Regions from separate parts of the Homo sapiens genome. Here region 1 is linked to region 2. Evidence: chromatin loops called from intact Hi-C (ENCODE). Cell type or tissue: PC-3. All regions are shown on one strand. Links, peaks and the distances in the headings refer to the core of each region. The heading gives the core; the rest is flanking DNA.

Evidence for each region. A loop is a pair of places that touch in the nucleus more often than their neighbours do. Peaks named below come from ENCODE experiments on the same cell type or tissue, not always from the same donor. Only the 100,000 strongest peaks of a DNase experiment are listed, where the experiment ranks them.
Region 1: it touches region 2 in a loop (5-fold over the local background); 1 of 110 quality-filtered maps calls a loop at or near these places.

Annotation. Positions count from the first base shown.
Region 1 is chr13:34,115,924-34,132,554 of GRCh38, forward strand. No RefSeq gene overlaps it. Among named protein-coding and RNA genes, the nearest start is that of LINC02343, 220 kb to the right of the region's middle. RefSeq lists an enhancer at 657-1,439. In PC-3, for the core only: no CTCF peak of the experiment used is centred there; a DNase peak (open chromatin) is centred at 9,198; H3K27ac peaks cover 2,553 bases.
Region 2 is chr13:34,193,483-34,210,113 of GRCh38, forward strand. No RefSeq gene overlaps it. Among named protein-coding and RNA genes, the nearest start is that of LINC02343, 150 kb to the right of the region's middle. In PC-3, for the core only: no CTCF peak of the experiment used is centred there; a DNase peak (open chromatin) is centred at 8,119; H3K27ac peaks cover 2,264 bases.

The DNA.
Region 1 (16,631 bases), core at 7,132-11,131, 77 kb before region 2:
TTATTATTATTTTATATTTTAGAATAGGACATCATACATTGCTCTCACTGTCCCATCCACCTCACTTTCTTCCACTCCACTCCCAGGCCCCAAGAACTATCAACTGGTGAAATAAGAGGGGGTGGGAAAAGCCAGATGTGGTGGCTCTGCCTATAATCCCAGCACTTTGGGAGGCCGGGTAGGTGGATCACTTAAGGTCAGGAGTTCAAGACCAGCCTGGCTAACATAGTGAAATCCTGTCTCTACTAGAATAAAAAATTAGCTAGGCGTGGTGGCACGCACCTGTAATCCCAGCTACTCAGGAGGCTGAGGCAGGAGAATCGCCTGAACCCAGGAGGCAGAGGTTGCAATGAGCCGAGATTGTGCCACTGCACTCCAGCCTGGGTGACACAGCAAAACTCCATCCCAAAAAAAAAAAAAAAAAAAAAAAAAAAAAGAGGGCGTGGGGAATCTACCTACGCATCTACATTTCCTAGTGTCTTCAATTGTACCAAAGTGCCACCGGACCTTTCTGGCTGGACATTGTAATTGTTTCTGGGTCTTGTCATTTCTTCATCCAGTCACCATGTCCTGACGATTGTTTCTTTTAAATACCTCTGATGTCCTTCTTTCTCTCCATTCCTGCTGTCACTTCTTTGGTGGGAGGCCTATGCACCATATGTCTTAAATATTCTGACAGCTTCTTATTCATTTCTTCGTTGAACAGCATTTGCTGAATGCCTTCAAATCCCCAGACTGTGCCCTAGGGATACAAGAATGGAAAGATAACACATGCTCAGAAAGAGCTCTCAGTGTAGGGGAAGGCAAACAAGAAAACAGAAAAAGTGTTAAGAAAATTTGGTTAAGTGTAGAAACAAGTGCTTTGGCAACCCAGAGGAAGAAAGGATTCATTTCCTACCATTGAATTTATAGGTTTTATGCAAATGTAACACCTCAGGCAAGGAAAATTCTATCGTCCTGCCTCCTGACTCCTCTACCCACCTCTGCTCTTACAATGGATTTTCTAAAAGGCAATTTTGATCAGACCTCTCCTCAAAGGTAGCCCACAACTTTCCCATCACATACAGATTAATCTCCATTGTTATTTAACACCACCGTTTACATCAGTGATTCATATCTAGTCCGGAGCCCACTGCCTCCCTTCACTCCACTGCTATTATTCTCATCCAGTGCATAAAATGCACCACCTTCAATTGTTTACCCACTCTAGTAATCTCGTTTTCCAACTTGATGCTTCCTCCCTGGTTCAGCCTTTTATAACAAGTCTTTCTATTCTGTTGTAAACCCACCATTTCAACTCACACATCTTCACGTAATTCTCCCTTCGACTATTCTGCTTAAGTGAAATGTACCACTTTCTCTGAAGCCTCGTCTTTCTTGCAATCCCCTTGAGAAGGGGCTGCTCCCTCTCTCTTACCCTTGAGGTCCACAGCTCACATAGGAGCTAAGCCAGCAGGAGGGGGCTCAGCATTCTCTCTCATTCCTATTATCAGACCTGCACTCTTTTCCAAAATCTCTTCTTTCTTTATTTTTGAGGAGAATAGCAGCTATGTATAGCCTTCTCCTTTTTTCTCTCCCTCCTTCTCAGTCATGTTTTTCATCTCCCTTTTATGTATTTTGAGGACCTTACCTCTCACGGTTTCCACAGCATCACTTGCTGCATTAGGCAGGGTAGAGTTTAGATTGCTGTCAAAAAGAAAATTCCAAATGCCATGGCTTAAATAAGTTTGGAGTTTATTTCTGTCATATAAATATCTGAGCAGGTGGTCCACAGCCAGCATGAGGCCTGATAGAGTTGAGGATGTAATACAGTCTGACTTTATTTTGGATGTGGGACTGACTGCTGTTCTACCTCACCCCTCACTCTTTCCCTTTTACCATACATCTGGGCAAGCCAATAAGGAAGCCTCTGTGCTCCCTCCTTTGGAATCAGCAGGGAGTTCAATCCACACAAATGCTGGCCAGCTTGAGAACCCTCACCCCATGTCCTCATCACAGTGAAAACCAAAGCCATTCACTCTACCTTTTGCTGAAGCCATTTTGAACCTGCTTGGGTGCCTGTCCAGCTCTCAACAAAAAGCCTCAATGTGTGAATAATAAACCTTTTCAATGTGTGTAGGAGTGTGTGTGTGTGTGTGTGTGTGTGTGTGTGTGTGCACGTATCAGTCTTGATATCTGATTCAATTTTAGAAAGAGGGCTTCATTCCTACACTCTGCTGAGAAGCTACTAAACAATGACCTGGATGCTTTCCATCTTGCAATTTTGCCATTTTCAACAAGCAGTTTACATTAAATGACCCAAGATGACTGCTCCAGCTCCTGCCATCACATTCACATTCCAGACAATGGAAAAGAGGAGAAGAGAAGGGATGTGCACACAATTTCTCTTTCAGAGCATAACCAGTAAGTTGCGCACATTATTTCTTACTCATGTTCTGTTGGCCAGAATCTAGAAGCACAGACAACTATCAGGGAACTGAGAAATGTACTCTTTATCTGGGTACATTATTTGGATAGGCAAACCAAATAGTCTATAGCTATACAAGAAAGAGAGAATAGATGTTAAGGAATAAGGAGCAGTCTCTCCTACCCTTACTTCACAGTCTGATGGAGGAAAAATTACTTAGCTCGTCAAAACTAAAAAATAGTAAGACTTAGTGAGTCTTTAGGACCAAGATAAGACAAGAATGGAAGAATTAAGTTCATATTCCTAGCCTACTGACTTGATGTATCATAGGCACACCATACATAGTAACTTGCTATTATTATGAAGCAATACTAAAAATATTACTTCTATTAATAATAATATTTTCCTCAACCATAAATTCTGTTATCATCACAGAAAAACTTTCTGTACATAGTAGACTAGTAATTCAAATATTTATTCTTTCCTGAGTCTGAATTTCATTTGCCTGCATATCCATTCTGTTTGATCAATCTGATGATATTACCATGCTCTTTCTTGTCCTTATCTACATTGTAGTAATTGCTAAGCCCAATATCCACTCTGTAATTTTAACCACCTAACCCACTTCTTTTTTTTCCTTCCACTCTTCCATATTTCTGTTCTTCAGTTCCCTATTCTTCCTTCATTTTGTCCTTCCATTCTTTCTTCTTTCCGATTTCTATAGTTCCTTATCACTCCTAAGCTATATTTCAGTTTTTTCCTCACCCGACTCACTTTCTCATTCCTCTCAGTACCTAGAATAACAAGTTTCCACCCATCTCTTACTCGGCAACTTCACCATCCTTAATAGACATCCACATTATTTTGAAGAACAGAAAGCCCACTAGGAAATACACTGCCTACTTAATTTCTCTCTCCAAAATCAGTGAATATCTGTTTCTCTTCCTCTCCAGAGTAAAACTTTTCAACTCATTTCTTCTCAGGCACTTATCTGTTTAGAGCCTTTTTTTTTCCTTTTTTTGAGACAGAGTTTTGCTCTTGTTGCCCAGGCTGCAGTGCAGTGGTGCAATCTTGGCTCACTGCAATCTCTACTTCCCAGATTCAAGCAATTCTTCTGTCTCAGCCTTCCAAGTAGCTGGGACTACAGGCATGCGCCATCATGCCCAGCTAATTTTTTTATATTTTTAGTAGAGACACGGTTTCGCCATGTTGCCTAGGCTGGTCTCAAATGCCTGACCTCTGGTAATCCACCCACCTCAGCCTCCCAAAGTGCTGGGATTACAGGCGCAAGCCACCACACCTGGCCTGGAGCCTTTTATTTGCTATTTATTTAGCCACTCCATGTCCACCATCGTCTTTTCTTAGAAGGTATAATGATAATCTGTTGCTGTGTAACAAATTGTTCTCAAATTTAGAGGCTTAAAAAATGAATTATGTCATATTTTTGGTAGTTGAGGAATATGGACACAGCTTAGGGTTTCTCAGAAGGTTGTAATCAAGGTGTCATATGGGGCTGCAGTCTCATCTGAAGTTTAAGGAAGAACCCCTTTCAAGCTCCCTCATGTGGGAGAAAGGTCTGGGGTCCTCACTGGCTGGTGGACTTAGGATTTCTGTTACTTACCACATAGACTGCTCTATAGAACAGTTCCCAGTATGGCAGATGGCTTCCCCGAGAGAGAATAAAGGAGAGAGTCCACACAGAACAAGCAAGATAGAAGCTGCGGTAATCTAAGTATTGACTCCCAACAATGTTACTGCATTCTACATATTAGAAGCAAGTCACTAGGTAGTCTAGCCCCATCAAAGGAAAAGGGATTGCATAGGGCATGAACATCAGCATATGGGAGTCCTTGGGAGTCATTTGTGAAGCTGCCTACCCTGGAAGGTTACACATGCCTTCTTTGTTATCAAGCCTCCTGAAAAGGTGGGCCAAGTCCACTGTTTTCAATTCTTCTTCTTCCCATTGATGTCTTGCTTTTGTCCCCACCTCTGTTCTGTTGGCTCTACTAGAGTCATTAATGTCTTCCAAATGCCAGACTCAGTAGGCAATATTTTTGTCTTAGATTATTCTAATTCTTTGCAGAATTTGACAACAATTTGATATAACTGACTACTCCTTATTCTAATATATTTCCTTTGGCTATCCTGACATTATTCCCTCTTGGTTCATCCATTACCTAACCTCCTCCTTTTTCATTATCATCTTACATGATAATAATTGTTCTCATTCCTCTTCTTCTCACTTTTTCTATTCTTCCTGAGAAGTCTCATTGGCTTCAGCTGCCCTACATATGCTAATGACTCCAGCCCAAGTCTCTCTCTTGTCCTCAAGACACATATATTCTAATGAACTGCCAAATGACCATTCCAAATTTGACACTGAAAATCTAATATGTCCCACACAGAAATCATATCTTTCTGCCACCATGACACCACATTCCTCTTCCTGAGTTTCTCTTTTGATGGATTGCACTATTGTCCACTCTCTCACTCCAGCCATGATTCCAGGAATCAATCTAGGCTCCTCTTGCTCACCTCCTACAGCAAACTGATTGAACACTATTCATTTCATGCTCTCCTCTCCTTTTACTTAATTTGGCTCCCTCCTCTCTGTCTTCACTGCTGCTTTTGCCAGCTCAGCTGTCATTATTTCTCTTCTGGATTATTAAATTGTCTCCCTGCCTTCTAATCCTCCCCTTTAATCTATCCTAAGCACAGCTGTCAAGCTGATCTTTCTATGATACAAATTTAATTATTTCATTGCTCTATTTTAATATCCCCAAATGGCTCCCTATCTTCCACAGGATCGAATCTTAGTGCTGAATGACATGGCATACAAGGATTTGGTCTTTGCCTCATTCTCCTACCTTTTTCATCTTACTCTCCTACAGGTTTCCTACTCTCCAGCCATACTAAACTATGTGCAATTCCTTGACCACACCCTGTGTTCTCTTGCCTCTATTCTTGGGCACATGCTCTTTCCAAGAATGTTCTTTGTATTGATGATCTTCCTCCTATATCTAGCTAATTTCTATTCTTTACTCAGACTCAGCACAGAAGTCACCTTCAGATGTCCTTCTTTGAGACTCTCCCAGTCAGACTCATTTTCCTTCCCTTATTTTATGTTCCCATCACATCCTATGCAAACTTACAGTATAGTGCTTATGCCACTAGGCTATTCATATTGATTTCTTGCTGTCTCCCTCAAGAGAAAGCAAGACAGGCTTACAGATATTCTACCTTCGAACCTTTCATAATGCCTGGTTCACAGAAGGCATTAAATAAATGTTTGATGAGTAAATTGTAGGGGAGAAATGTAATATCTTTTCCTTACCCACCACGAGGTTCATGGTTGAGACCCCTACAACAAAAGATAAAAGCATAGAAATTTATTTAATAAAAGTTTTACATGACATGGGAACCCTCAGAAATGAAGACTCAAAGACCCAGGGAAAACTGTAATTTATGCACAGTCATGTGGAAATATGATTGGAGGATAAAAAGGTAGGATCTACTGATAATAAGCTGGTGGTGGATGGGGACTTAGGAAGACCTGTTTGTTCCTATCCTTTTCTGTGTCCTTGTGTGACATTTCTTCCTCTGGGTATAGGGTAGGACACTGTGATATGAGGGTCTTCAGGAGAGAAAGAATAAGAGAAGCTCAGAGAGACTTTCCTGCTTCTGTGGTTTTCTCAGTTTTCTTCAACTCAAAACACTCACTATGCCAAGGTGCCACATTTTAGGGTAGCATGTTCTGAGCTCTAATAGAACAAATTTTTCATTCAAAATCCTCAAGCTAAACCAATTTCCCCAGCCATTCATTACATTTTTCTATCTCCTACCCTGAGTTCTAGGTTTTTCCTACCTCCACCTTGACATCCTGGAACTTGTCAGCAGATACAAAGGGTTCTAGCAGGAAGAAAAGCCACTATGTATTTATCAAGTTGGAAAATTAACTGCAGTATTATTTTAGTTGTTATTTTTGTTGTTTTAATAAATAAAAGATACAAAAGAGGTTAAGTCTAAATTTGTCCATTTTGGTAACTTGTAATCTGATTAAGTGAGAAAGAATATTATATAATAAAAACTTGTTCTCATATATATAAAGGACAATAAAGGCAGTAAGTCATCAGTCGGTAGGCAGTGTAGGAAAGGTTATAAGTTCTCCAAGGGTAGGGAGAGATGGGTGCTGGTCATCATTCCTGGAAGACCACAGAGGAGGAATGCCACCTCGGGTTTGTCAGCTGAAGCATTGGCCATTGTGTTGGTGGCTGAAGGTTAGATGCATGAGGTGTAGGTGGGAGTGAGGGCAAAGAGAGGAGTCTGTTTCTGGTAGTTTTAGGAACTTAGGAAAATATTCAAGAAAAATCTGAATATTACCTTTTTTGAATTTGAACTTGGTCATGTAGCAAAAAAGAAAAGCTCTTGACGTGCATGAACTGAAAAACCCATATATGCTCCGAAATACTAATGTAATCTTCACTGGCCAGGTCAGAAAGCCAAATATGTTGATAGAGGCATGGTTGCACTTATTTTTATTTTTATTTTATTTGCTTATTTATTTTTTGAGACAGGGTCTTGCCCTGTCACCCAAGCTGAAGTGCTGTAGCATGAACACAGCTCACTGCAGCCTCGATTTCCTGGGCCTTAGCTTCCCAAATAGCTGGGACCACAGGAGTTAACCCCCATGCCAGACTAAATTTTTGAATTTTTTTTTGTAGAGATGGGGATCTTACTAAGGGAGGAGACCACCCCTCATATTGTCTTATGCCCAATTTCTGCCTCCAAAGAAAGAAGAAGTAAAAACTAAAAGGCAGAAATGAAATCCACAAGCAGACAGCCTGGCTCCACACCCTGGGCCTGGTAGTTAAAGATCGACCCCTGACCTAATCGGTTATGTTTTCTATAGATTACAGACGTTGTATACAAAAGCACTGTGAAAATCCCTATCCTGTTCTGTTCTGTTCTGTTCTGTTCTAATTACCGGTGCATGCAGCCCCCAGTCACGTACCCCCTGCTTGCTCAATCGATCACGACCCTCTCACGGGGACTCCCTTAGAGTTGTGAGCCCTTAAAAGGGACAGGAATTGCTCACTCAGGGAGCTCGGTTGTTGGAGACATGAGTCTTGCCGAAGCTCCCGGCGGAATAAAGCCCTTCTTTCTTTAACTCGGTGTCTGAGGGGTTTTGTTTGCAGCTTGTCCTGCTACATTACCATGTTGCCAGTGTGGTCTTAAAGTCCTGGGCTCCAGCAACCCTCCTATTTCATTCTCTGCTATTGCTGAGATTACAGGCATGATGAGCCCCTGTTCTGGCTCATTTTTATTTTTGAAGAAAACTTACAAATAGTACTTATAAAAATAGCAATTTAATACAGAACTAGGAATACCTGGGTTGGAACCAATGCTGTTTTAGTGAACAGTGCCCGGGAAATACTGTATAAAATAAACATCAATCAAACTATAGCTAGTTGTGATTTCTCATATGACAATATTTGCTTCTAAATTTTATTCTCAATACTCTAAATAGTGTCATGTATTATGAAATATTTGAGCAATCCATAAAATAATAGCATAGCACACATACACAGTCACACATGGTCAAGTACCTGACAGTGGAATGCTATTGAAACGTAAGTTAAATTTTTTTTAAATGTTAATATGTGAACCATATCAATTTACATTAATATTTTGTTTGCTTACCAATTAGTCAGCATTATTTTTAAGGAAATCCTCTTTCATAGATTAAAATTTCTGTCTCCTATATGTTTTTATTTTATCTGACATCATACTTTTAGATAAAAATGATTTATTGTAATGAATATGTCTATGGAATTATCTAATTTTAAATTTTCAATAACGTTTTTCTTCCCTTACCAGTTCTTTCTTTCAATGTAGAAAAAAATAGGTTAATTTATGTAACATTTAAAAAAATAACAAATTGGAAATTAGTACAAGGTTTTTTTCCCCACATTCATTAACTCATTTTTTCTGATAACTATGTTTTCGGATAATTGGTTTACTAAAATATGTCAAATAATTTAATGCCTTAAATATGTAATTCTGCTATGCTTATATACATAAGGACATTTTTCTTCATTTTTAATTTTATTTTCATATCTTGCCAGCAAAATAACTTTCAGCACTTTTGTTAAACATTACATGCATCTAATACATCCATATGAAACATAGTTTTAAAGACATGAGGGGATAGTTTTATGTTTCCATATAAGCCAAAGTGCCTATATCTTTGCTTTTGTTTAAGTGACACAGTACCTTGAATTACTTTTTAAAAATAGCAACCTTGGACAGCCATTCTTTCAATAGAACTCTCTTATGTTGTTCTCATTTTTCAATTGAGTTTCTGTTGAGTTGAATTTTATGGCATTAATTACTGACTTGCCTGAGTTGGATTCATTAAAAAAATGTCTAAGTACATATCTGACAAGCTGTATACATTAATCTTGGGCTTTACTTCCTTTAAGCCATGGGTATACGTGTAAACCTCTAAATATTGATTGCCGCTTGGGGTTTGGGGTTGGTGGGAGGTAGGAATAGTTTCCTGCAAATGCAAATAGTCAATTAGCTTTTATAACTACTCTTCAATTAAAATAAAAATAGAATTCTCTGGGGAGAAATCTAACCAGAAAGATCACTTCTCTGTAAATAGGCCAGTCAATTTAACAGAAAAAAGCCTCCAGCACCTAGCACTCATTCCCATATATATTGATTTATTCAGTTAACAAATATTTACTGAGTGCATATGCTGTCCAAGGCATATTGTGTCCATCAATTACATTTTGTGCACACAGTGACATGACTCAGTTTTGGCAACAAGGCGAGTGAACAAGGACTAGTATTTCATACTACAACCACTATTGCTGCTGCTGCTGCTGCTGCTACTACTATTAGTACTACTACTACTATTACTACTGGCAACAACCACCACTGACCCTGCACCAGGGTCAGACAGTGTTCTAACATCCTTATAGCCAAGATTGCTTTCAACTACCTGGAAATAGAGAAATTATGGTGTCCATTTTGCAGATAAGAAATTGAGACAGTTTGTTTTTCATGAAATCATCAGACATAGAAATATAGGAAAAATAACTGGAGAAAGCTTTTATTTCCCTTTCAGAGAGGAGACACCATTGTAAGAGTAATGGTAAACCAAGAGGAATGAGGAGGATACAGAAAACCCAAAGTAAGAGTTTTCTTATTCTCAAAATCCAGAAAAAATGAAAGAGGAATGAAAATCAGGGTGATAGCAGGAGTTATTTTCTGCCATTTACCTTCAAACCAATTCTTTGACAGTGGGGAGGAGGTAAAGCAGAAAGTGAGATGACAATGAAGAACACTATGGTGGATTCCAACCTGCTCTTCTCCTTTTATGTTAAAATATAGTTTATTTCAAGTAATCTAAACATTTTCTTGTAGTCTTTGTGTTTCTTTCTTTTGCTGAGTTTTCTGTGAGCCTGTTACTTATTCATCCCCAAATCCTCTGCAAGATTGAAAAATCCTTCGATACATTTACAAACAACGTAAAATGTGTCCACCTCATCCCTGATTTCACCATGGATGCTTCCATAAATGTCTGTTTGTCTCCAATGCTTTGAAATTTCCCACTAAAGCGACTTGGTGTGAGGTATTTTCCAACCATTGTGCTAAGCACTTGGGAGGTGGGCTCATTCCACCTGAAATAAATCACACCCTGCATTTTGAGTAGTTTATTGCTGCTATTATTATTGAATTATTTGACAATTATTCCCTTGTATGGTCTCTGTTCTCTCCTCTGGTATCTTTTATTTTTATGTTTCCTTTACTATACTGATTCTCTATTTTATTTTTATCTTCAGTTTTTCATCTCTGTCTTTGTGTTCTAGTTTCTTAAAATTATATTCCATTATGAGGTTGGGTTTTATATTTCTACTATCACATCTTTAATATTCTAGGAGTTTATTTTCATTCTCTGAGTTCTCCTTTTTTAGTTTATTTATTTCAAGGGTTTACCTAAATAGTGTTTTGGAGAACAATAATAATAATTTTTGAAGTATTGTTTTACTCCTTACACTCTGTTTCCTCCACTAAGAATAGTGAAAAAAAATTGAAATTAGCTGGGGATAAAAATAACTAAAAAAGAATAGACAAGTGCAAATAGGATCTGCCCTATATATTCTCCAAATTCTCTCTAGCCAAATGTTCTATTTCTACAAAGCACATCTGACTTCTTAATGTTGTGTTTTATATGTATTTGAATACATGATTATTATCTAAAATGCTGGAAAGCACCCTTCTCTAGGGTAGAAGCCTTTGTCCATCTCGTTCCCTGTTGTACTCCAGTGTCTGGAACAGTGATTGAATATATGGTAAGTGAGCAATAAATTGTTATTGGATTAATACATGATTGAATAAGTGAAGAAAACTGTAAAATCTTATTTGAGAACATAATATGAAAATTTAATCAACGGGAAGATGGACCATAATTCCTATTTGGCAACACTTATATTACACATATATTTTAAGGTCATTTTTGCTATCATGTTAAGTATACTCCAAAAGTGGAATATGGAGATCTGATTTTGGCTGTTACAGACATGACATCTCTCAGCATATAAAGCTCACTTGAACCAAAGAGATAATAGGGATATAGAATGAAAAGTTAGGAAAAAAATCTATTTTGGCAAGAAAATTCAGCAAGACTTTCTGCATTATGTTGCATAGTGTGCATTCACAACTATATTCTACTTTTCAAAAATTATTAATATATTTCTCTAATGATGGTTATCTAGGTTGCTTCCAATATCTGACTTCCACTAGTAATGGTATGTTGAAAATCTTATACATATCTCCTCATCAGCTTGTGAGATAATTTGTCTGGATGGAAATGTTAAGATGTAGGATATACCTGGATGGTTATCTGAATGACTACACCTGCTTACACTCCTCAGAATTTCCATTGCCCTATAACCTTGCTAATGCTTGGCACCATGCAACATTCTAAATTTTTCCAATCTCATGGGTGTAAAGTGGTCTCTCATTATTTTAATGTGCATTTATTTGCAAATTAAAAGGTTGAGTTTAATTGTGAAATTGAATATTTCTACATGTTTAGCCACTAAGATTTTTCCTCAGCTTATTAATATCCCTTTTCCATGTCTCTATTTGATTACTTTTCTTTATCATGTTGATTTGTAGAAGTTCTTTGTATGAACAAATTATTTGATCTATGTTGATCTTGGATATCTGTCAGTCTGTTGTATATCTTTTAACTTTGCCGATGATTTCCATGGGGCAAAAGAAATACTTTCATTCTTGAATTCAATGGAAATGATGGGATCCTGTTGTGGCGGGGGCCAAGGGGCAGCAATGCACTCATCACCATAACAAGATGGGCTGGTTACCATAATAAATAGCAGAACTAAAGCACTAACCATAGTAGTTTTACCCACAGAGATTGTCAGCATTGCCTAATTATTCATGGTGTCCTTAGACCTGAAATAGTTGGCTTATTAAGGGCTTACTTGATTCGTGTAAGTAAAAAGCTGCATGTATTTATCTGGAAGACTGACTTGAATCACGAAAGGCAGTCATGATCCCTCAATTACAAGAATCGAGCCAGATGACAGGTCCAGAGTCCCTTAAATGAAGAGGAGACCAAGTCCCCTTGAGGAGGGACAACGCAACATAGCTAAAAATTGATGCTGTCATTTTGTAGTTTTCTCCGAGGGGATCTGTGGCCATTTACCAGGGTGGTTATGCATTAGGGAAGGCAAAATAACCAGACTATTTAGGGATCACTATAGTCTGGCTCTGAACTGATACCAGTTCCTAGAGATTCCAATGTCACTTTGATCCACCAGGCAGAGTAGGAAATTCTGAAGTTCAAGTGATCGATGGAGTTTGGCTGGGTTTGTCTCACAGGGGGCCCATTGCACACATTCTGTGGTTATTCTCCAATTCTGAAACGCATAATTAAAATTGACATGTGCAGAACTGGCAGAATCTCCACATTGCTTCCATGACTCTAGGAGAGAGGGCTATTATGATGGGAAAGTGAAAGCCACTGGAACTATTCCTTTTCTAAAATAGTGAATCAAATGCAATACTACATCCCTAGAGGGGCTGCAGAGATTAGTGCCACCATCATGGACTTTAAGGATACGGGGTGGCGACTCTCCCCACATCCCCATTAAACTCATTATTTGGTTTATGTAGAAGACAAATGGATATTGAAGAATGACCATGGCTTATCGTAAAACTCGTCCAGTGATGAATTCAATTGCAGCTGTTGTTAAAAATGTGCTCAACTCTCCAGGCCTGTCATAACCTGATCTATAGCAGCCTTGTTCATCCCTCCATCCCATAGAAAATCACACTGGTCCACGGCGTGGGGGTGATGGTGTTGATTAGACCTGGTGAGCAGGAAAGTAACAAGTATTCCTTAGTAGATGCCTAAGTAAGATATTTGCATGCCTGAAGGCATAAAATAAATTCCACAAAAATCCAGATGTTTGCCACCTGACAAAAATAATTTGAGTTCTGGTGTTCTAGGGCAGGGATTATAAACTGTGACTCACAGGCCAAACAGTGACACTGGTCAGAGACCAGTTTTTATATGGCCTGTGGGCTAAAAATATTTTTTTACATATTTGAATGATCACATATTTTTTTTAAAAGACAACTACGTAATAGAAACTGTATGTGGCCTGCAAACTCTAAAATATTTACTATCAGGTTCTTTTTAGAAAATGTTTTCTCATCTGGACCATGTTGAAATGTTTTTTCAAGGTAAGGAACAAGTTGGTACATTTGAATACTCCTACCACGAAGAGAGAGGCAGTAACCCTAGGGGGCATCTTTAGATCTTAAAAGCAATATATATACTTCATTTGAATATGCAATTCTGATACATTTACTCAGTATCCAGAAAGATTTCCAATTCTTAGCATGGTTCAGGACAAGAGTAGGCTCTGTAACAGGTCTTGCTGCTGTGCAATTGCTCTCTCATTTGGACCATATGACCTACCAGATCTCATGGTGCTTGAAGCATCTGTGGCAGATAGAGATGCTGTTTGGAGCCTTTGGCAAGTCTCAATAGGAGAATGACAGTGCACTTCTTTATGGTTTGGGATAAAAGTTATGCCAATCTGTGCAGATAGCTACTTTTTAAGAAACAGTTTCTGACTTGCTACTAGCCTGAATGCTTGACCATGGAGCAATTTGCAATATAACCTGAGTTGCCCATCCTGAATGAATGTTATCTGATGCACCAAGTCATAAAGTTATGCATGCACAGCAACCCTTGATCATCAAATAGAAGTGATTCACACACACACACATCTTGCTGGCAGGTTGATACATTGAACTATGTTCATCATGGAAGAGGCAGCACTTTCTTCTCACTAGAATGCAATACTTTGCTTTCCCTAAACACAATGCATCTACTAAAGCCACTATGCTAACAATATTGCTTTTAACTATACATATGGTTATATGAGTATATAACATATACTATTATTATTATCTCAAACATAATATAATATTGAGTTTGAGAAGGTCCTGAAAGCAATGAGCAAGCATCCAGTTGCCCAAAACTGCTACATTTGCCTTCAACTCATATCTATGTCCTTATGAGGAGTTTTCTTCTTCTTCTTTTTTTTTCCCCTAAATTTAGATATCTGGTCTCACTATGTTGCCCAGGCTGGTTTTGAACTCCTGAGCTCAAGTGATCCTCCCACCTCAACCTCCCGAAGTGCTGGTATTACAGGCGTGAGCCACCATGCTGGGCCTTTGAGGAGTTTTTATATATCTAGTTGACTGTAGAAGAAAACCTTTAGATCTGCATTACACATGGTTCTGCATTATTTGCTGTCACTACCTGAAAGTACATGTTTGCAGCACTGTAGCCCCATCCAGGTGGCCCCGAAGGACAGTGATAAAGAAAAATTCTCCCAGCAGAGCTTTGAGAAGTGCATTTGGTTGTTTTCTGGAAAGAAATATGGCCAAAAGTACAGATCTACATCATGTCATGGGCAGTGATTAATGGTTTGGCTTTGGGGTTATGGACTTAGAAGAAGAAGAAGAAGAATTAAAACACAGGTGACAAGGAAGTCTAGGGAAGAGGTCTGTGGATTGCTCTCACCTAATGGGTACAGAGTTTGAAGATATTCATGTCTCATGTGAATGCTCACCAAAGGACAAATCAGCAGAGAAAGGTCTTAATAATAAGGTGGACAAGATGACATATTTTGTGGATGTCAGTCAGCTTCTTTTCTTATCTTACCTTAAACTCACCCCAAAGTCTCATAAACAAAGTTGTCATAGCAGCAGAGACAGAAGTTGCACATAGACTCTATAATGTGGACTTCTACTCACTAAGGCCAGTCTGGCTCAACTGCTACTGAATGTCCCACCTGCCAACAGCAGAAAGTAGTGATAAGGCGTTAATATGGCATTATTCCTCAGGGGATCGTGTTGGCAGGTTGATACGCTGAACTATTTTCCTCATGGAAGGGACAGAACTTTCTTCTCACTAGAATATAATGCTTACTCTGCTGTCCCTAATTACAGTGCATCTACCAAGGCTGCTATGCTAACAACATTGCTTTTGACCAAAGAACTCATTTTCAATATAGCAATGGATTTATGCTTGTAGAATTTCCTGATTTTAATATAGCACATTAATATTACTCTGAAATATCTGATCTGATAGAAAGTGGAATCGCTTTTTAAAGATTCAGTTCTGGTACCAGCTGGGTTTCAACATCTGGCAGGTCTTCCAGCCCACAATATATACTCTAATCGTTCCCTATTCCATTGTTCAGTTTTTCTATGTTTAAGAATCATGGGTCTGAGAATCAAGGGGTGAAAATGAGAGTGGCTTTTCTTTCTATTAGCTCTAGTGATCCACTAGAAAAGTTTTTGTTTCCTACCCCCGTGACTTTGGGTATTGTTGATCTATGGGTTTCCTAAGCAAGGAAAACTTCCAAAAAGATATAGCAATGGATCTATTTAACTAGAAGTCGAGACTACCACCTAACCATTTGGGGCTCTGAATTACTAAATAAAATAAATTGACAAAAAAAATTTACTGTAGTAGCTGGAGTGATGGATTCTAATGAAGGGGAAAGTTGGTTGCTACCATGCAATGGAGATAATGAAGAGTATGTCTGCAATGCAGGAGTTCCTCTGGCCTGCCTCTCAGTCCTCCTAGGTCCTGTAATAACATCAATGTATCCACACAAACACTTGTACACAAAGGTCATAGCAGCATTACTCATAGTAGCCAAAATGTGGCAACAACCTGTCTATATGTCCATCAACTGAAGAATGAATGAATACAATGTGGTATATTTTATATGTTTCATACTGAATGGAATAGTGTTTAGGCATAAAAAATGGGGTACTGACACATGCTATGGCATGGATAAACCTTAAAAATATTAAGTTAAGTGAAAATAGCCAGACAAAGAAGGCCACATATTATATGACTCCAACTACTTATGACTTCACCCACATGAAATGCTAAGAACAGGCAAATCTACAGACATGGAAATTATATTAGTGGTTACCTAAAGTTGAGACACTTAGGGGTAAGTAGGGAAGTGACTACTAATAGTTACAGGTTTTTTTTGGCAGGGGATTGGGGTGTGATAAGTGTGTTCTAAAGCTGATTGTGATTAGGGTTGCACAACCTTGCAAATATATTAAAAGCCTTTAAATTTTACACTTTGAATGGGTGAATTGTATGATATGTGAAGAGTATCTCAATAAAGGTGTTACGAAAAATGAAAACTATAGCAATGCAGTGTAGGCAGGACTATTAATAGCTTAGGTCCTTTAAAATTAAAGCTTTGGGTCAATTATCAGGCAAGGGACCACGGCCAGCCAATGTGAGTGCTTTTAGGGCAAAGAGAAAATATGGCTATTTTATTTAGTTGCTTAAATTGTTCCAGCTTTGGCGTTTGTGAATTTGCTATGCCGGTATTCTTGTTTTTTAAGCACTGCCTTACGTTCTGGTGTTAGAAGATGCTCCAGGCTCATCTTGCATTTTCCGTGCTATTTTCATTTACTCTAATGATGGATTTAATTGGATTTATGTCTACTACCTTGATATTTGCTTTCTATTTTCTCATCTGTTTGTACCCTTTCTTCTTATTTCCTTGCTTGCTTTTGGATTTAGCAAGTATTTTCTGTTATTTCTTTTTCTCCTCTATTAGCTCTTCAG
Region 2 (16,631 bases), core at 6,592-10,591:
GCTTATAGACTATCATAATTATAGTAATAGTAATTGTGCAGCAAGTAATGTTACTGATGTGCTCTTTTTTTAAAAGTACAACTTTGTCAACTATTTATTAAACGTTACAGGCATTCAACTGACCTTTGTTTGATCTCAGATACAACTTGTGATGGCCCCAGGTTTGAAATAAACCTGGCCCAGGATTTTACTTATTCAACGCATGTCATTTAGTATTCTGCCCATCTAAGCATCTTATTTTAGAATCAACCATATGGAATTTTGATGCCAAGACTTATCTTAATTCTGAGCTATCTAATAGCATGGTAATTACTACAAAGCCATCAAGTACCACCAAACAATTTGCATTTCCTTAGGGAGTAATTTTCCTACAGGACAAATAGCAGTTGTCAAAGGACTAAGAATAATTTTGTTTACAAGCACATATTTAGAAACCACTAAACAAGTATGAACATGTACTGAAGATGTGACTTTCACTTTTAAGTATTTGACTTTAAATCATTAAGCTTTAAATGCTTGTAATGAATTTAAAAAAAGCATTTCGGCTCTTCTGATGAGTAGTAGGAAATTAGGCCTCCGTAGTTCTTCTTGACCCATTAATAGGAATGTATGTTAAGAGCTCTTGTTTATTCTCACCATCTTGGTTATAAATATATTCAAAACCAGAAAAGAAAAAAATTTTTTCTTCAGTTCAGTTCAAACCAATTCAGTAATCATGAATCAATCACTTATTTGTGCAAGACACTATACATAAAGCTTTAAAAATATACTTACTGATTTCAAAATATTTTAATTCTTTTGCCTCTCATGGTGCAGCAAAGCACCAAAACTCCTACATGTGCCCCTTTGGACTGCTGATATTTTGATATTACTCAAATTCCTGATTGCTCGTTCTTACATGAGATATTTTATATCTAAAAAATTTAATTTATTGCTTCAAAATCACAACTTATTTCATCATAAACACCCAATATTGTTGTTCTGCTTGATTCTACAGAAAAACTTTGGTATTATAAATAATATAAATTTGTCCATTAATACCTTATTAGAAAGAACATAAAAGATTTATCTCATCAGAGCCTGTTATGTTGCCGAAACTGCGTTTTCATTATTAGTTCCTGCTATAGAATTGACTTCAAAAAAATAAATTGGTATTTAAATTATGAATGGGTGTAAAATTTTTTGATGTTTCAGATTTTAGAGAGCCCTAATGTTCATTAAATTACAAAATAGAATTTTTAAAGTCAGTCTAGATGCCTCCTAGTAATTTAGCTTTTCAATTGGTCATAATTTTTGGCTTACAACATTAATTAAAACACTCTTGTGTTGAGAGGTTTTTGCTTCCCCTGATGACTTTTCCTGGAATTGATGTACTTTGACAGAGTAGGGCCATATTGCAGTAGTTATAAGATGTAAAGCTGAATCGAATATGTTCATACTCCCTGAAGATTTTTAATAGCTCAACACTTTATCTGAGATGACATAATGGCTGTCAACAAGATTGCTACCTGAGACAAAGAATCACCTCATCAGTAGAGCCTATCAAATGTAGTTAGTTAGCTAAAACTCAACTTTATTATTTTTTTAGTATCAAGTTATATGTAACAAAATGAGGGACTTTTTTGTCTCTAAGACTAGTAATAAATGATCTTATAGAATAAGCATTTGTTTCTATAGTATCAAATAGAGATATGCCAGTTATCCAGAAAAAAAGAGTGGATAAAGGTAAGAGTAATTTACATATCTGAAATCTCCATGAGAACTCTAAGTTGCCAAAGTAAATGATCATAATTATTTATCTTATTAGCACGTTGTAGATAATATTTATGATAAGATTAAGACTAGACTTTGAATTGACAGAAGCTTCTTAGCAAGTTAGTGAGTTTATCTGGTTTCCATCATGATTTCTGCAGCTATCAACTGCAGTGGGATCTCCATCAACTGTGAAAGTGTCTCCCAAAGAATGAATGTGTCATGATACCACCAATTCATTTACTGCACAGAAAGACCTAAGAAGAAGGCTGTTTTTTCTTAACGCTATCTCTCATCAATTAATCTCTTGATACGAAGAAAAATCTCTTCCTTCCTTACAAAATTCAGTTTCTGAGGCTTTCTGGTTCAGAAAATTTTGTGTATCTATTACTTGATCAGCACTTTATTGTTTGGTCCAAATCTTCTCCAGATATTTATTATCCCACCTTGTAATCATTCACCTTATAGTCATCACAGCAGGATAGGGGTCATGCTACTAAAATTGCTATCTGGCCAAGGTGGTAGTTTATAAATAATCAGAAACTATCAATAGAGTTTCAATTATCTGAAAAACCACTTTGAAAAGCAAAACTATATGGGAATATGTGAATTTTAATATTCATATTTTGATGCCTGCTTTTAAAATATTACTGTTTACATATCTTATAGATAAAATATTCTCTCAAATGAATTATTTTAAGACAATTACAAAACATAAGGATTTTAAGAGAAAATAGAGTGGCAGTTCATTAAGTTCATTAAGTAGCCTCCTGGAAACCATCAGAGAAAATTAACAGGGTCAGCATAATGCAGCACAGATGATGAAGACGTGGAAAAGGATATATCAAGTTAAAGCTCTGCTCTGTGCCCTTGAACAAGTCACATATTTTTCTGTACTCTTATCTATATAATACATGGTTTGGACTTGCTTAAAATGCTTTCGATAAATTGTATCTTTTTTATTATTATTATTATTATTTTTTATTATTATACTTTAAGTTTTAGGGTACATGTGCACAATGTGCAGGTTAGTTACATATGTATACATGTGTCATGCTGGTGTGCTGCACCCACTAACTCGTCACCTAGCATTAGGTATATCTCCCGATGCTATCCCTCCCCGCTCCCCCCACCCCACAACAGGCCCCAGAGTGTGATGTTCCCCTTCCTGTGTCCATGTGTTCTCATTGTTCAATTTCCACCTATGAGTGAGAATATGCAGTGTTTGGTTTTTTGTTCTTGCGATAGTTTACTGAGAATGATGATTTCCAATTTCATCCATGTCCCTACAAAGGACATGAACTCATCATTTTTTATGGCTGCATAGTATTCCATGGTGTATATGTGCCACATTTTCTTAAAAATTGTATCATTTTTTAAAAAAGAAATTGTTCAAATGTAGTTTGTCTTTCCTTTCATGGATATTAAAAATTGTAAAGAAAAAGTGATGAAATAGAAGGCTGTCTTCTCCAAAGTGGAGGTTATTTTGTTGGGAAGAAAATATGAGGCCGAAGAGTTGAAATCCTGTGATAACTACCCCATTTAATAAACATAATTCCTCCTTTAATGGATATCAAGACAGTCTATCAAATACTGGTCAGTCTAGGTACACAGAAGCACCGATTCACAGCATAAATGAATTATTTTGGAACCACTGAAAAATGTTGATGCTTCTGCAATCTTTTTCCTTGAGTTCTAAAGGTCACAGGAAGGGCTCATTCACATAATTTCTTAAGCATTCATGGGATGCTGCTGAATAGATTCAGCTACTATCTTTGCCCAGTGAACTTTCAAAATCACCTTAGGTATAATTGTCTAGGAAGCCCAATTAGACTGGTATCTTCCACTGGATCTCTTTCCCCATAGTTTTTTTTTTTTTAAATATGGAAGTAATTTTTCCTTTCTTCTTTCTTTCCTCTTGTACTAAGTATTTAGGAATAGATTATGTTATTAGCTTTACAATCTTCTGTGGTAGTTGAAAAAAGGAGTAGGAAGACTGATTGTGTACCAAGTGGGCACTGAGGGAGAGGAGAGGTCCATGGATGGGCATAGTCTGGGTGCAGCATGCAGCTGCAAAACAGCACTCACATGTCCATGGCTGTACAATGTGATCCCACATGAGCAGTCCTGGCATCAGGGTGAATCCGAGAGGGATACAGAGGACAATTTTCTTTCAGCTGAAGTTTGCAGTCAAATCCCCAGATGGCAAAGGGAAGAAGAATCAGACAGATGAATGATAACCATAAATGTTTATGGCCATGCTTAAGGCTGCATTCTGTGGGAATGTACTTTATGTATCAGAAAAGTGGAGATAAGCTTCCAGATATTCAAGAATGGGAAAGAATCTCTCTCACTCACTAAAATGATATTTGAGGGTAAATTTTTTTATTCTACTCTTTGAGCTAAGGCAAAACTCACAGCTACTACTGGGAGAGGAAACATGTTGCCTATTACAAATTATTTGGGTCAGATTCTCTCTTAATGGCACATTTTGATAAAAAGGATGAGATTGCAAGAGCACTTGGTTTGGGGACAGTGATTCATATAAAAAGAAGAAAGGACTGAAAAGTGGTATCTGAGAGCTGGGTAGATCTTAGAGATTCTTCTAAAAATTTGGTCTGTATATATCTGTAGATATTTTAAAAAATAAAATATATGTGACTTTCCATGCAACATAAGTAGTTATCAATGTAGTGTATTACTAGGACATGGTTAGAAGAGGTATGGTTTATCTGGGATAATCATCTAGAAAGAATAGCAAATAAAATACCTAAAAAAAGAATAATAACAAGGGAATTGTCAGGTATTGAAATGTACTCTAAGGCTACAAAATAAAAATTTTTGTTGTGGTACTGATGCCACCGATGCCAGAATTGACAGAGCAGTATAAGAACTTACTGGTTGAAAAAATAGACCTTATATGTATAGAAATGTAGTATATATATCACACATACATGATAAGCTTATTAAATATTCAGAAAGAAGTGATTAGCTTATGCATAGTCTTGAGGTAGTTAGTATATATGAAATAAATTAAGAAAAATAGTTATTGTTACAAAACATAGGTGAAAAATAACAAACATCCTCTCAAATGCATAGCTGAGCTCTCAAGAAGGTAAGGGTATTCTCCAGATGCTGAAAATTAAAGCAAAGCTAAAAAAACTGAAGTGGTATTACCTGGAGTTGATTGTAAACCTGGGAAAACAAGATTTTTTTTTTTTGAGACAGAGTCTCACTCTGTTGACAGGCTGGAGTGTCGTGGCATGAACTCCACTCGCCGCAACCTCGGCTTCCCGGGTTCAAGCAACTCTCCTGCCTCCGCCTCCCAAGTAGCTGGGATTACAGGCACCCACCATCTTAGGCTAATTTTTGTATTTTTAGTAGAGACAGGGTTTCACCATGTTAGCCATGATGGTCTTGATCTCTTGACCTCGTGATCTGCCCGCCTGCGCCTCCTAAAATACTGGGATTACAGGCGTGAGCCACTGCGCCTGGCCGATGTTTTTTGTTGTTGTTGTTGTTTTGGCACAGAAAGACAGGAGATAAAGCTGTCAGACCACTCCTGGTAGAGGTTCAATGTGATGATGACATATAAATCTAAGACTTTTGATACTTACACCTCTAGAGAAAGGGTGGACTAGAAAAAAAATTTAATCTTTTGGTGTAGGGGTGTAACAGAAACTTGCCAGATTAGGCCTGAGTTCTGGGTGAAAAAATTCCCCAAAGAGTTTGTAACTACCAACATGGTCGCTTGGAAGTTCTTACTTCCTAAGTGGCCTAAGAAACCCCGGGCTGAGAATACAACAAAACAAAAAGTGACTATTTGCACACCCATGTTTGTGGCAGTACCATTTACAATAGCCAAGAGGTGGAAGCAACACAAACATGCATTGATAAATGAATGGAATAAAGAAAACATAACATATATACATATAGCAGAATATTATTCAGCCTTAAAAAGGAGGAAAATTGTGACACATGCTCCAATACAGATGAACCTTGAGAATATTATGCTAAGTGAAATAAGCCACTCACAAAAAGACAAATATAGTATAATTCCACTTAAAGTATCTAAAATAGTCAAATTCATAAAAAGAAAGAGTAGACTGGTGGTTATCAGGGCTGAGGGGGGTATTGGGGAAAGAGAAATTATTTAATTGGCATAGAGTTTCAGTTCTGCAAGATGAAAAATTTTGGAGATCGATTTCACAACAATGTAAATATACTTAATACTACTGAACTGTTCACTCAGAAGTGGTTAAGATAGTAAATTTTATGTTATGATTTTGCACAATTAAAAAAAAGAAAAGATGGGGGGTAAACAGTGACACTGTTTGAGAGCAACAATAGTATCAGGAAAAAATCAATCCAAATACTCTTTGACAGGTGTGCCTTCAACACAGACTGCTCAAAACTCCCATAAATATGAATCACAGATGAGTAGGAGCTCATAATTTATAATCACAAAGATCATAGGAAATAAATTAGATATTATCAAGATTAAACAAAATCAATGACAGAATATAATTTAATATATTCAAAATTTTAAAAATCATCAGATTATTCAATAACAATGAAACTGTTACAGATCATGAAACAGATGTATTGAAATGCCTAATAAATTATGGGAAAAAATAGAAAAAGGAGAAAGATTTATAAAAGCAAAGTAATATAAAAAATAGAACGAGAACTTCTAGACATGAAATACATTATCATTGAAATTTAAAATTTAATGGGTGACCTCAATGGGATAAGATAATATTAAATAACTGGAAGATTGATCTGAGGAAATTTCTAGAAAACAGGACAAAACCTCAAAGGCACACAAAATAAGAAACAGAAATTAAGACATGAATAGTAGAATAAAGACAAATGTACATCAAATTACCTTTAGAAGATGAGATCAGGGAGAATTAGGAAGAGGTAATATTTGATGAGATATATGTTGAGAATTGTTTAGAATTGATTAAATTCATATTCTGATTCAAGAGACATAACACAGTTTACAACTAGACATACCACAGTGCAATATCAGAACACGAAAGACAATGAGTGTGGGACAATTCTCCAGGTGGCCTTGAACAGCCCAGTATTCCCCATTTTCTTGCATGTATTAGCTTGGTGCAAAAGTAACTGCGTTTTTTGCCGTTACTTTTAATAATTCTCAATAAAAACCGTAGAATGTGCTGAGATGAAATATCCATAGATGAGGGGGAGCTGGCCATAACAGCCTCAGCTTTATTCCAGTCCTCTCATAGAACAGGAAGTTCTTCAATACTCTAGGCCAGTGAGTCATGTGACTATCAGAAACATAACCTCAAAGGGCTGCCTTTCAGGGTCCCTCATCTGCAGTGCAAGTGGGCACACACAGTCAAGACTCCATCCATCCTGTGCAGCGTTCTGAACCTTGGGGGACCAACTCACAATGAATTTTCAGCTTTGGTTGTCTCCTGCTACTTGGTTGTAAGTAATAAAATTGTTTCATGTATCTTGTTACATATAAATGTGTTCTGTCTTACCGGATTTAGACAAGTTGGTAACCAGTGCACAGTGAACCTGTTTCACAATCAGATATTAAAAGCACCAGAGAGAGCAAAATATCTAAAAGAATATATTATTTTAACAGGAGAATTCTCACTAGTAACAGTAAACCCAAGAAACAGTAGAATTATATCTTTAATTTGCTGAAAGTATCAACCAATAATTATATTCTAAGCTACGTTGTCATTTAAAATAGCAATATAAAGACATTTTCAGAAAAATAAAAACTGAAATAGCCCACCACCAATAAATGGCTTATTAAAGATACTCTAAATAATATACTTGAAGGAAGAAATTGAAACCAGAAAGAAAGTCTAAGATGCAAGAAGAAATGGCAAAGAGACTGGTAAACTGGCTAGTAAACCAACTTCTTATACTAAGCCTCAACTTTCCTCTTCATCTCCCTCTAGTTATCTTTTTTTGAATGTAATTCCAACTTTATTACAGAACATACAAATATCATTTAACTTTACCCTTTGAAATGTGCTGGGATATGGTTTATACAACCTAGCATACTGTTGGTTTTTTTAATATTCCATAAGCAAACAAATGATCAGATAGTCTTTACCTGAATATCTGACACCTGTTTGGTGTAGGCCCTCTATATGTAAATAAATATATATAAAATATTTATATATAAAAGAGACAAAATGTAAATTGTTTTGTTCAAATTTCTATATTCTTCTTAATGTCTTTGTCTTTGTGTTCTATCAGTTACTAAGAGAGGTAGGTTAAAAACGCCAGCTCTGTGCTTTTGCTGTAGGGTGGTTGCATTGGGCAATAGTAGGTAAACATTCCTTCTGCAAACACTATAAAATACTGGACACATTGCAAAGATCATATAAAAGGTTTTGAAATCAACAAGAATTAGACTATCTAAAATTCCAGAGATGGAAAATTCATTCCTAAGTAAGTTAGTAATTTCTGTCTTCTTCCATGAAGTCAAGTGATAATTTTGAGTTTAGGCTGACTCAGACTTGGCACAAGCAGAGGGCTTCTGCTAGAGATGAGAACAATCAGAAGAGCATTTGGATATCAAGCAGAGCTGGCAGAACAAACTAGACAGTAGAGAAGCCCCAATCACAAGGCTAATTTTACCCACAGTTCTTTATTGAGTTCTTAGGCATTGCAAGAGGGAGAGAGCTATGCTAGAGAGGCCGTGTAAAATCTACCCCAATTTTGTGGTGTGGAGGAGACAAAACTTCCTCTGAAGGAAGAAGGTCAGCAAGAAACATATAATTGGTATGCTCTTAACATATTTTGAACATATTTGAAGCCAGGGCCTAACGAATAGAGCTCAGAATCTTGGAAAAAAGAATGTTCAATGTGGAGACAAATTCCACCAGGCTTTCAATGGCCTTGGAGGGCCATATTCATGGAGGATTTCAGATCAGAAAGGCCTAGTGAAATTTCCTGCAGTTCATGGTGCTTAGGAAAAGTACCATGTCCCCTTCATAATATTTGCCAGATTTTAAATCTGTAAAAAGTAGGAGTCCAGAGATTTCAGTTCAAATCTCCAAAGGATGGAACTTCCAGGGTAGAAATAAGGGAGATCCATCAAGTTCTCAAAACAAACAAACAAATACATAAAAAACACTAGATAGGGATTAGGGAAGCAGGAATTCCCAAGGAACAAGAAAAACTAAAGAGAAACTGAATTTTTTTCAGCGATATCTCCAATCTGTTCTTTATCTGATAGGTGAGATCAGTAGCTCACACTTTCTGCCTAACAGAGGAAGTAAGAAATACTCATTGGTGAAAAATATTATCTGGGGCTTCTACATTATTTTATGCACAACTTGTGACATATGATTGAAAAAACAGAAGACAAACAAACTATGGAAGTCAGTAATTAGGAAAAGACATTTTTGAAGTACACAAAAAAAACCCCACAAAAAATACTGCCAACTTAGAATTTTATTCCTGGTTTAAGAAAGTCTTTAAAAATAAGATGGAATTTTAAAGGAATGTGTTCAGGCAAATAAAAGTAGAACAATTTTGTCATCAGTTGACATGCATAATAAAAAATAGTGAAGGAAGTTTTTATGCTAAAGAAAAATGATCCCAAATGGAAGCATGGAATAAATTGAAGAATTAAAAAGTACTGAAAATGGCACACATTTGGATAAATATAAAGGAATATTGAGTGTTTCTAAATTATGAATAATAAAGTTTTATGCAGTTTATGACTTATGTTGAAGTCAAAATATGTGACAACATTAGCTCAAAGGAAAATAGGGAGCTAAATGGCATTAAATTGCTGTATTCTATTTTACCATTAGAAAGTGGTAAAATCACTAAGCTAAATTAACCATTACAAATCTGCTATGCAGTTGATATCTCTGCTATAGTCACTATAAAATTAATATAATAATAGCAAACTAAATAGCTAAAGATGAGAAAAATAGAAACAAAGAACAACTAACTCATCCGATATAGATCAAAAGAGAATTAATAAACAAAGAACGGAGAAGAGAAACAAAAAGTAAGATAGTGCACTTAAACCCAACTCTATCAATAACGTTAACTGTAAAAGGACTAAACATTCCAACTAAAAGGCAAAGTTTATTAGAGAACGGAAACAAAACAGAACAAAGCCAAACCCAATCAAATGCTGTTTACAGTAAAGATACTATAAATTTATGTGCATACGTTTAAAATAAAAGGTTAGAAAATGACACACTGTACAATCATCAAAAGCACTCTGTAATGGCTTTATGAGACAAAATAAATTTTCAGGGTAGAATGATGCTAGAAATGACAAAAGGAAAATGTCAATAGGAAAGCATAACTATTCTAAATTCATATAAACTTATTAATAAGACTTAAAATATACAAAGCAAAAATTGACAGAACCTTAAAAAAGCAACAAAAAACCCTCAATCATAGTTGGAGATTTTATTATTTTTCACTAATTGATAGAATAAGGGAAAAAGATATTAGCAAAGATAAAGAAAATTTGAACAATAGTATTAAAAGTTAGGCCTAGTTGATTTTGATAAAACATATAAACAATAATTATAGAATGCACATTTTAAAAATCCACATGAAACATTTACATTAATGGATTCTATTCTGGGACACAAGAATAGTCTTAATACATTTTCAAGAATTGCAATTCTTGGAAAGTTTTTGTCTGAGTGCATCCTCTGACCAAAATGTACTTAAATTAGAAACCATTAACATAAAGATAACTAGAAAATTTCAGGATACAAATTTATAGCTACAAAAAATATATTAGAAAAGAAAATTGATGATCATTCTCAAGATTTTATCTCAAAATTCTGTAAAAAAAAATCAGATGAAACCCAAAGAAAGTGTAATAGGAACTTAGAAAAATAAGTGTAGAAAATGATAAAACAGAAACCTAACACAAAATTGTTAATAAAAATAGGCAAGATCAGAAGCTTTTACTTTCAAAGTAGATCTATTTCTAGCAAGACTAATTTAGAAAAAATAGAAAGCAAAAAACATTATTAGAAATATAAAATAAAACATTAATGATAATTTTACAGATCTTAAAAAAAATATTATGAAAAATTTTACATCAATAAATTTAATAGCTCAAATTGAATAGACTAATTAACTGAAAAGTATAGAGAAACAGAAATAATGAATAGTCCAATTTCTGTTAAAAGACTAGAATCCTTAATTTAAAAAATAAAGTAGTAATAGCAATAATATACAATTATTACTCAGAGAACAGAGGAATGTAACACTTTCCACAGGTCGATATTCCCCATAAACACAAAAATCCTAAACAAAGTATGAGTAAATATTGCTGAATCCTGTTACATATGAAATATGTTATATATAACATGATTAAATGAGCTTTTTTTTTCCCCAGGAATACAGGATTAATTGATATTTAAAAACCAATCAGTGAAAATTACCATATTAACAAAAGAGAAGGAAAATACAATTTCTTTCAATAGACACAGAATTTTTAAATAAAATGTAATATTCATTCTAGGTTCTTAAAAATCAGTAAAGTAAGAATAGAAATTCCTCAATCTGGTAAAGTTTGTCAAGAAAATATTTAATTTAACATCATCTGTGTGGTGAAGTATTGAACACTTTTTTTCTTGTGGTTAGAACCAAGGAAAAGGTGCCTTCTATCACATCTTCTATTCAGCATTGTGACTGAAATCTTAGTTGGTGCAATAAGGCAGGAAAAGAAAATGAAATAAAGGTATGAAGACTGGGATATATAAAGTAAAACTATCTTTCTTGGTAAATGGCATGATTGTGTATATTAAAAATCTAAAACAATATAGGAGCCATTAGAATAAATAAGTGTATTTTCTTAATACAATGAAAATAAATTGTATTTCTGTTTACTATCAATAAATAATCAAAAATAGAATTTAGGAAATTATTCACAATAGTGTTTAAAAGATGAAATATTTGGAGATAATGAAGCAACATCATTGTCTGGGGTAAATACCAGAGATTCGTCATCTCATGCTAAGGAAATCAAGGACACAGACACACAAGAAGTGAGTTTAAGAGCAGTGGTTTAATAGGCAAGAGAAAAGAGAAAATCTCACTCCCTCCTAAAGAGAGAGAGGGGCTCCTGAGGGGTGTCTTCTGTTCCATGGTAAAATGCACAGGGTTTTATAGACCAGCTGAGGAGGCGGTGTCTGATTTACATAGGGCATGAGAGATTGGGTGGACCAAGTGTGCTGTTTGCATAGCACACGAAGAAGCTGGCCATCCCATCTTAGTCTTTTATTATGCAGATGAGGTGTCTACCTGGCCGGTGCCAAGTTGCTTGTTCCTGTACTGCACACATGGTTGACAAAGAGAAAGGAAGATGAAGCTTCCATGTTGAACATGCCTGGCTTCCAGGTATCCCTTTTCTATTGGCACAGCTGCTGGCATTTACCTATGCAAGCTTTTAGCTTGCTTATCTGTGCACACAGCTTGATTTTTCAGGCTGCTTTTTGTTTGAAAAGAAATGATTTGGGGGGCTGCTTTTTATTAAAAGGAAATCTTACTGAAGACTCTCTTACCATCACTATCTGTCTAAATAATTTATATCTAGCTCCTGTATCAATAATTCCAGTGAAAAAATGCAAAAAAAAATCCACAAAACCATACTGAAAGAAATAAAAAGAAATATAAATTAACATAGAGACGTATCATGAATTGTAAGACAATATTGCTAAAATGTCAGTTCCATTCAAAGGATCTAGACTGGCCAAGGCAATATTGAAGAAGTCAAAGATAAAAACTTAAAACAATCAGATATTAAAACTTACTATAACCCTAATGTAATTGGTATTGGTTGAGGATAGGCAAATAGAGCAATAAAAGAGAATAAAGAGTCCAAAAACAGACCCATACATATAAAGTCATCCCCCTTTTTTTTTTAACCAAAATAGAGCTGTAAAAAGAAAAAAGGATTTCTTATCAATAAATAACACTGAGTCAATTAGATATTCATATAGAAAATAAATAAACTCTGATCCCTACCTCACACTATTCATAAAAGATGATTTGAGTTGGATCATACACTTAAATATAAAAGGTCATGCACTGAAGCTTCTAGAATTAAATAACTGCCTGTATTAATAATTGCAGTTTTAAAATATCTCAGCAGATTCTTCAACACTCCTCACTTAAAAAGGTGAAGTCTGATTCCCCTCCCTTCGAATGTGGGCCAGACTTACCATCTTGTTTCTAATGAACAGAATGTGCTGGAAGTGATGCTCTGTGACTTTTACAGCAAGCTTTTTAAAAATCAAAATAACTTCTGCCTGGTTCCTAGGTGACAAGTGCCTTTGCATACTCGAGCCACCACGTAAGAATCCTGGCTATCAGGAGGCCATCCTGCTGGAGAGACCATGTGGAGAGACCACACAGAAATGGGGGAGATGTCTAAAGAGCCCCACTCGCAATTCCAGCCCCAGCTGTCTAATTCCTCTCATTTGTATTGCTCTCTTATAGCTGCTGTCACAAATTACCAAAAAATTTGTGGTTTCAAACAATACACACATATGCTCATATAGTTCTGGAGAGAGAAGTCTGAAATTAGTTTTACTGGGCCTCAGTCAATGTGTCAGCAGGGCCCTGCTCCCTCTGGAGGCTCCCTTGCCTTTTCCAGCTTCTTTTTTTTTTTTTTTTTTTTTTTTTGAGACAGTCTCACTCTGTCACCCAAGCTGGAGTGGTGCAGTGGCGTGATCTCGGCTCACTGCTGCTTCTGCTTCCTGGGTTCAAGTGATTCTTGTGCTTCAGCCTCCCAAGTAACTGGGATTACAGGTGTGTGCCACTCTCACCCAGCTAATTTTTGTATTTTTAGTAGAGATGGGGTTTTGCCATGTTGCCCAGGCTGGTCTCACACTCCTGGCCCCAAATGATTTGCCCACCTTGGCCTCCCAAAGTGCTGGCATTACAGGCATGAGCCATCATGCCTGGCCACATTTTCCAGCTTCTAAAACTGCAATCCCTGGCATGTGGTGCCTTACTCCACCTTAAAAGCCAGCAGCATGGCATCCTGCTCCAGGGGCCACATTACCTCCTTCTTCAATGTCAAATCTCCTTCTGCCTCCCTTTTATAGTTGTGATTGCATTTAGGACCCAATTAGATAATCCAGGATAATCCCTCATTTTAAGAGTTTTGATTTAATCATACCTGCAAAGTCTCTTTTGTCTTGTAAGTTAAATTCACAGATTCCAGGGATGAGGATCTGGGTATCTTTGGCGGCCATTATTCATTCTTGGTAGGAGATGTAAGTGAAAATGCCCTTGAGGTGACCCTAGCCCCAGTCACCACTTGGCTGCAACCTCCTCATGAGAGACAGAAGCCAGAACTGCCGAGCTGAGTCACCAAATTCCTGTCCCACATACCACGAGAGATAATAAATATTTGCTATGTTTTATACCTCCAAAGTTTTGGTAAAAACTCCCTGGCGAGTTTTTCTAGGCAATATGAAGAAAATTGAGATAGAACAAATGAGCTTGACACAAACTTAAAATTATTTCTTCTAAAACACTGTTTTGTTCTAAAGAGTATATTCTTTCTATTCTTTTGGTGCAAACATACTCTATTAGGAAATTATATTTAAAGCACACTATGGCTCATGCTTTCTTAATAGTCTGACTTGCAAAAAGGCAAAATTAATAATCTCTGTCCATTTCACATTTTAAAAAGTATTGCTTTGAAATTTGCAAGTCAGGGAACTACTGTTTATAGGATAAAGTCTAGCTTCATCAGCCTGCACGCAAAGCCCCCTATAATCCTGCTGTACCTCCTTCTGTGGCTGCTTCTCCTGCTACAACTCTCTGCACTTATGTCTCAATATTTCTACGCCACTGATTTCCTCACACATAACATTCTGTTTTGCTAGAGGATGCCTCTGTGTATTCCATTTGTTTGCCTTTGTTTTTTCCTCAGACTACTTTCCCCCGTCTGAAAACCTCAAGTTTAAGGAAACTTATTCCCTTCTCCACTTTGTGAATATCTGTATCTTAGCATTTAATGTTTTTATCGAAGTGTTCTGTTTATACGTATGTCTCAGCTACTAAACAGTAAGGTCAATAAGGACACAATTTTTAAATCCTTATTTTTTTTGAAATTTGCAGAAGATGTGGAATAAAATAGGTGCTCCAGAAATGTTTGCCAATTTATAGATAAGTTCTGAAATGCAAATAGAAATGTAGGTCTGCTGAGTGTCCCCATCTGGTTTAAATTTCAGTCCAACAGTGTAATCCCCACTTCTTGTGTGGTGATGCTTTAACTGTTTCTATTTTTAGGTAGACTTGTCTCTCTGACAAGTCTTTCTTTGATGAGTCCAATCTTCTTCCCTTAACTTCTACCACAAGGCCCCATTCTGCCCTCTGGAGTCATGAGATAAAGTCTGTCTCTCTTATGTAATAGTGTTTCAGATAGTTAATGCTGGTGAGTGGGTTTCCATTTAGTCCCCTCCTCCGCAGACTAAATGAACTCTTCTTGTCAATTTTTCATTGACAGCCTTTTTAAGCCTTCCATACCCAGTCACCATCTGTGTTGGTCAGTGTTGTTTTAGGCTGCCAGTATCAGAAAGCATAACAACGATGACTTAAACAAGATGGCTGCTTATTTTTCTGCGTAAACAAATCCAGAGGTAGGCTGCCCTGGTGGTGCCATCAAAGACCCAGGCTCCTCTCATTATTCTTACTATGGGGCTTTTCTCCTTTCATTGCTGTCACATGGCTTCTACATGGCCAATCTGCCTTGAGAACAGCATTTCTATCCCATCCCAGAAGAGAAAGAACAAAAAGAATGTATGTTCCTGTGAAATATGCTCTCTTGAAAGGGCTTTCTCAGAAGAATCACAGTTTCATGAACATTTGATTGAACATAATTGTGTCACGGAGTTGCAAGGGATATTGGGAAACATCATATTTTAGCTGGGCACATTATCTTCTTGAAAATACCGTACATGAGAAGAGGAGAATAAATATTGATATTGATAGGCAACTAGTAGTGTGTCTCAATGAGCAGAACTTTGCTGTGACTATCTTAAAAGAAAGGCTTCTAGTTAGACAACCTGAGGTCAGGAGTTCATGACTAGCCTGGCCAATATGGTGAAACTCAGCCTCTACTAAAAATACAAAAATTAGCCAGGCGTGGTGGTGGGTGTCTGTAATCTCAGCTACTTGGGAGGCTGAGACAGGAGACTTGCTTGGACCCAGAAGGTGGAGGTTGCAATGAGCCAAGACTGTGCCATTGCACTCCAGCCTGGGCAACAGAGTGAGACTCTGTCTCAAAAAAAAAAAAAAAAAGGCTTCTAGATTAGACGATATATTATATTCCTGATGAGCCCAACAAAGTATGAACACAGCCTGTCTCTCTCTCTCTCTGTTTATGTAAATGTATTAGGGTAATTGAGGATTGGGTGTATTTTTTAAGGTGCCTCATTGCTACTATAGGTTTATTTCATTCTTAACAACGAACAAGAACAATTTATTTCCCTCCTTCTGCTATTCAGCTAGGTCTATACTAAAACTATACAGTTGTATTCTGAAATTGAATGAAGAATGTTTCATTTACTCCAATAAAGTTCATCATATGTATCCTGGTCCATCATTTCAATACTTTGATTTTTTTTTTGAAACTTAATTTCCTCATCCAATACATTCACTAGTCATCTAAAATTTGCATATCTGCAATTTTGATGAGTCTTTTATGACTCGATAAGGGAGGCATACATATAAGCCTATAATTGGGTGTAAGTGAGACAAGTATGTTAGGGAAGCTATGTACAGGGATAGGAACTTTGGGGAACATGCATCTGGCTCACCTTGTAGATTCTAGAAGGTACAAGAACTGCAGAGAAGGTGATATTGATGTT